Linked DNA regions of Homo sapiens: region 2 is linked to region 1. Evidence: read pairs that join two places in POLR2A ChIA-PET (ENCODE). Cell type or tissue: OCI-LY7. All regions are shown on one strand. Region 1 holds the start of LOC124904609 (a long non-coding RNA gene). Region 2 overlaps REXO1 (RNA exonuclease 1 homolog).

What was found. Peaks named below come from ENCODE experiments on the same cell type or tissue, not always from the same donor. Only the 100,000 strongest peaks of a DNase experiment are listed, where the experiment ranks them.
Region 2: POLR2A ChIA-PET joins it to region 1 with 5 read pairs; 3 of 35 experiments call an interaction of 5 or more read pairs at or near these places.

What each region holds. Positions count from the first base shown.
Region 1 is chr19:1,506,469-1,508,968 of GRCh38, forward strand. It overlaps ADAMTSL5 (ADAMTS like 5), which reads right to left. Exons shown (of 12, transcript NM_213604.3): 6 at 1,975-2,102; 7 at 1,530-1,641; 8 at 1,089-1,175; 9 at 774-937; 10 at 271-460; 11 at 122-193. LOC124904609 (a long non-coding RNA gene) reads left to right here and starts at 1,524. Exons shown (of 2, transcript XR_007067084.1): 1 at 1,524-1,648; 2 at 2,196-2,500. RefSeq lists an enhancer at 1,276-2,125 and a silencer at 1,450-1,649. In OCI-LY7, no CTCF peak of the experiment used is centred here; DNase peaks (open chromatin) are centred at 1,443 and 1,783; H3K4me3 peaks cover 1,135 bases; H3K27ac peaks cover 556 bases.
Region 2 is chr19:1,831,791-1,834,290 of GRCh38, forward strand. The region is part of intron 1 of REXO1 (RNA exonuclease 1 homolog); the gene reads right to left. Among named protein-coding and RNA genes, the nearest start is that of REXO1, 15 kb to the right of the region's middle. In OCI-LY7, no CTCF peak of the experiment used is centred here; no DNase peak of the experiment used is centred here.

The sequences.
Region 1 (2,500 bases):
AGGGTCAAGAGGCAAATTAGGATCAGAAGAAGGGGTCAAGGGTAAAGTCAGATTAGGGTCAGAGGTCAGGAGGAGGCCAGGTTAGTAGGGGCTAAGTCAGGGTAGAGGTCGGGGGTCTCACCAAAGTCACTGCCGCAATAGTGGAGTAGTCGGTGGGCGCGGCCGCGGGTGTCAGGGCAGGGTGGGCAGGGGTCTGTGGGATGGGCGGTGCTGTGAGGGGCACAGGCCTCAGTCCCCACTCATCCCCCACCCTGGCTGTCCCCACCTCACCTGGGGCCAGCGTTGGGGTCTGTGCAGGGGTGACAGCAGGGGCTGCGGGGGGCTGAGGCTCCACCCCCCGGGGCTGAGGCTGCCTCAGGGGCCAGCCCAGGGCCTGCACACGAGCCTGGAAGGGGCTGTAGCGCTCCCGAGGGAGCCAGAACTCAAACTCGATGCCAGGGTTGGGCTCCTGCAGGAGGACCTGGAGCAGGGGAGGGGACACAGGGAGCTTCACAGGAGGCTGGGGTTGCCTCCTGCCTCTGACCCTACGACCCCAGCCTCCCCACTTTGATCCTGTCTGCCCCCAGCCTCCCTCCTCTGATGCTCTGTCCCTAGCTGATCCCCTCTGACCCTGTCCCCACCCTCCCCCCTCTGATGCTCTGTCCCAGCCTCTCCCCTCTGACCCCAGACTCCCCCTTCTGGCCCCAGTCACCTCCACTCCTACCCTCTGTCCCCAGCCTCTCCCCTCTGTCCCCAGCCGACCCCCTCTGACCCTGTTGGAGGCCCAGTGGCACCTGTAGGAGCAGGTCATGGGAGGTGGGCCCGGCTGCTTGCAATGTCTCCTGGGGCCCTGTGTCTCGGGTGTAGACCACATGCGTGCCGGCCGCCTCGTAGGTCCCTGGTGGGCTGACCACCCAGTGCCCATTAAGCACGTAGCGCCCATCGCCCCCCATCAGTGCTGCAAGGGAACAGTCAGCCCTCAGGAACCTGTCGTCTCGTCTCCCAGACCCTGGGGTCCCCTCCTCAGGCCTCAGTCTCCCCATCTGTAAACAGGGACAACCGCCCCCGGGTGCCCAGCCGGGTGCCTCTCGCCTCACATCCTAGGATACCCAGGTGGTTGCGGCTCCTGTGTTCCACGCGGATGTGTCTGGCGCCCTCGGGGATCAGGGTCACGTTCCAGTACCCAGCGAAGGCACCTGGGTGGGAGGGTAGGAGGGTGTTGGGGTGCCAGTGGGGGTGTATTTGAGCGATGACTTGAGGATTTAATGAGCTACTGCGGGTAAGACAGCTAGCCAGGGTCCTGGGAACCGGAAAACCCTCCGTAAACGTTTGGAGTTACAATTACTATTGCTTCAGTGTGGCAGGGAAAGGGTTAAAACCCCATCTGTCCTGGGGAAGGGCGGGACAATCTGTCAGTAGCCAATCAGGATGAGGAGAAAGGGGGGCTGGGCCGCACACTGGCCAATCAGCACGGAAATTTGCTTCCGGGCCACGGCTCGTTAAAGGGCCCACTCTGACGTGTGTGCAGGGAGGGCGGGGCAGGTAGTCACCGGCGTCACGAAACACGCGCTGCACGAAAAGGCACGAGTCGTTGGCGCCTCCGCAGCGGCCACAGCGGTCCTCGAGGGCACCCGAGCCCAACAACCCATCACAGCCGGCGCTCTAAAGGGTGAAGGACAGGCGCGGCGTCACTGACGCTGGGAGGGGCAGGACCTGGGGAAAGGGCAGTGCCTGGGAGCAAGAGGACGAGGCCTGGAGGGAAGATGGGGGTGGAGCCTAGGGAGGAGCAGGACCTGGCGGGAGGAGGATGGGCTTGGCGCCCGGGAGTGGGTGCCTAAGGGGGGCTGGGGGCAGGGCCTGGAAGGGGAGGGGGAAGGCGGTGGAGCCTAGGGAGGGGGTGGAGGCTAATGGGAGGAGGGCGGAGGTGGAGCCTAGGATGGGTGGGGCCTGAGTGGGAGGTGGGCGGGGCTCGGGCGGGGCCTGACGAGTCCTTACAAGGCAGCGGCCAGCCACGCAGACCCCCTGGGCACCCGGGCTGCAGGCGGTGCCGTCCAGGACGCGGCCGAAGCTGTGGTAGAAGGCGTGCCCCTCAGCCAGGCAGTTGAGGTCGCACTGGTTGGGCGCTGAGGGCAGGAGGAGTCGGTGGGCCGGGGACCCCTGTTCGAGCTCCAGTCCCCCTCTACCAAGCTTCATCAGGCAACCATCACTTTGGGCAGATGAAGCCCAGAGATTTGGCCAAAGCCACACATCGAGGCTGAGGCAGAGCCAGGACTGGACCGTAGGTGCTCTGCGTCCAGCAACCTGGGACTCGCAGGCAAGTATCCTGGGGCTGCATTCATTCATTCATTCATTCATTCATTGTCTTTATATTAGGAGTCCTTACATATTATTCATTTTTAACACCATTACTCATTCTTCATTCCACTGAACACCTACTGTTTTCCAGACACTGTTCCAAGCTCTAGGATACAGAAGCAAGAATTCAATCAGTGTGCAGATGGATGGCCTTAAAAAAGGCCAG
Region 2 (2,500 bases), 330 kb after region 1:
GCCAAGATTGAGCCATTGCACTCTATCCTGGGCAACAAGAGCAAAACTCCATCTCAAAAAAAAAAAAAAAAAAAAAAGAAAGAAAAAGAAAAAGAAAAAAAGAAATGGCTGGTTTCCCAAGCTGCTCCCCCGAGACACACCCACCAGCAGAACAAAAGCCTCCCCAGGTAAGTCCCCATCCTAATCCCTGGGACCTGTGGCCAGGCCACCTCACTCAGCCAATAGACTGCAGGTGCGACTTGAACAAAGGACCCTGAGGGTGGGTGAACATCTTGCATTATCCGGGAACCCAGTGTCCTCACAGGGTCCTTTAAAGAGGGAGGCAGGAGGGTGAGAGTCAGAGAGACTGGAAAAGGCTGTGCTGTGGGTTTGAAGGGGAGGAAGGCGCCCTGAGCCGAGGGATGCAGGTGCCTCCAGATGCTGGGAAAGGCGGGCACTGACTCTCCCCGGAAGCCTTCGGGAGGCCCAGTCCTGCCCACAGCTTGACTTGAGCCCAGCGAGGCTGACTTTGGACTTCCCAGCCCAGCGCTGAGAGAGAGTGTGCTGCTTTAAGGCCCACGGGGACGAATGCAGCCTCACCGGGTGATGAAAGTGCAGTGGAAAACAGCTGCCCGCTGCCTGTACCTGCGAAGGCGGAAGGCCCCTCCTGTTCCCGGGAACCCTGCAGGGACAGCGGGAGGCCGGGACCCGGAGGCTGCAGAGGAGGTGGGAGGAGGCCTGGTCACGGGCAGCTGCCGCCTTTCCCTTGAAATCACAGCAGTGTTGTGCCCATCTTTAAAATTACATTTAGGGACCAGGCACGGTGGCTCACGCCTGTCATCCCAGCACGGTGGCTCACGCCTGTCATCCCAGGCACGGTGGCTCACGCCTGTCATCCCAGCACTTTGGGAGACCAAGGCGGGCAGATCACCAGCTCAGGAGTTCAAGACCATCCTGGCCAACATGGTGAAACCCCATCTCTACTAAAAATACAAAATTAGCCAGGCATGGGGGCGTGCACCTGTAATCCCAGCTACTGAGGAGGCTGAGGCAGGAGAATCGCTTGAACCCAGGAGGCAGAGGTTGCAGTGAGCCAAGATCACACCACTACACTCCAGCCTGGCGACAGAGCAAGACTCTGTCTCAAAAAAAAAAAAAAAAAAAAAAATTACACTTAGTGCCAGGCTCAGTGGCTCACGCCTGTAATCCCAGCACTTTGGAAGGCCAAGATGAGCAGACTGCTTGAGTTCAAGACCAGCCTAGGCAACACGGCGAGACCCCGTCTCTACAAAAAAATACAAAAAATGAGCTGGGTGTGATGGTTGCATGCCTGTGGTCCCAGCTACTTGGAAGGCTGAGGTGGGAGGATCTCTTGAGCCTAAGAGGTCAAGGCTTCAATGAGCTGTGATCACACCACCGCATTCCAGCCTGGGCAACAGAGCAAGATCCTGTCTCTAAAACAAATAAAATTAAGTAGCATTTAGACAAGAGGAAGGATCCGTGTGTCTGTTTTGGACCACTCGGAACTCCGCGGGACTGTGTGGAGGGCCACGAGGTACGGGCAGGCAGGGGAACATCACACAGAAGCCACAGGTTCTTCTTTGCCTGTGCCAGGCTACAGCCAAGGCATTTCCAGGAAACGTCACCCCATGTGCCCAGCAGGCGCAGAGGGGCCCATTCTGGCACCATCTCACAGCCAAGGACCCTGGGAGTCAGCGAGGGCACCCAACTAGGATCAGCAACTGTGGCTGCCAGTTCCTCTGTGCGGGGAGGGACAGCTGCCAGGCCAGGAGGATGCTCCCGGCAGGGAAACGGCCGGCTGGGGCTGGGTGTCAGCCCCCACCCAGGGGGAGGGCTGCGGAGGCCAGCAGCAGCTCAAGGGCGCCCTCCCGGCCCACTTCACTGGGGGAGGCTCCGGCTCCTCCCTGACCCAGCCGGCTGCAGAGCACGCCACCCTGCCACCCGCCTGGTGAACAGGGCAACTAGTGCCAGCCCTCCCCCAGCCCCGGAAGCCCGGCTGCCCAGTGACGTGGAGGGGCCAGGCCAAGGCCACTGTGGCGTGAGCTGCAGAGATTCATGAAGGGGAGGTGACAGAGCACAATTACTGAGGAGGAGCAAGGCCAGGTCAGGGAGACACTGGTCTCCCCTCCCAAGGCTCCAGCTAACGGGGATGCAGAGAGGAGGAAGAGCCCGCCTAACGGGAAGGCTCTCCTCCCCAGGCAGGGGTGGGCAGCAGTGAGACTGGGCCCCAGGAGGGCAGGCGGGGGTGGAGGGGACTGAGGCATCTCTAAGGGGCTAAGGATAAGGGACTCCACTCAGGGGCTTCCACCTCCTTGTCCTGGACCCCAGGGCTCTAAGACACAGCCTGCAAGATCAACCCAGCCCAGGGGAGCCAAGAGTCACAGGCAATACACACACCAGCCAGCAGACACCCGCGAGCCCTTCCCAAAGGAAGGAAATTCAGACCTCTGGACATTGTGGACTCTGAAAGGAGAGACCATTTCCCCAAAAGGTGCTTTTG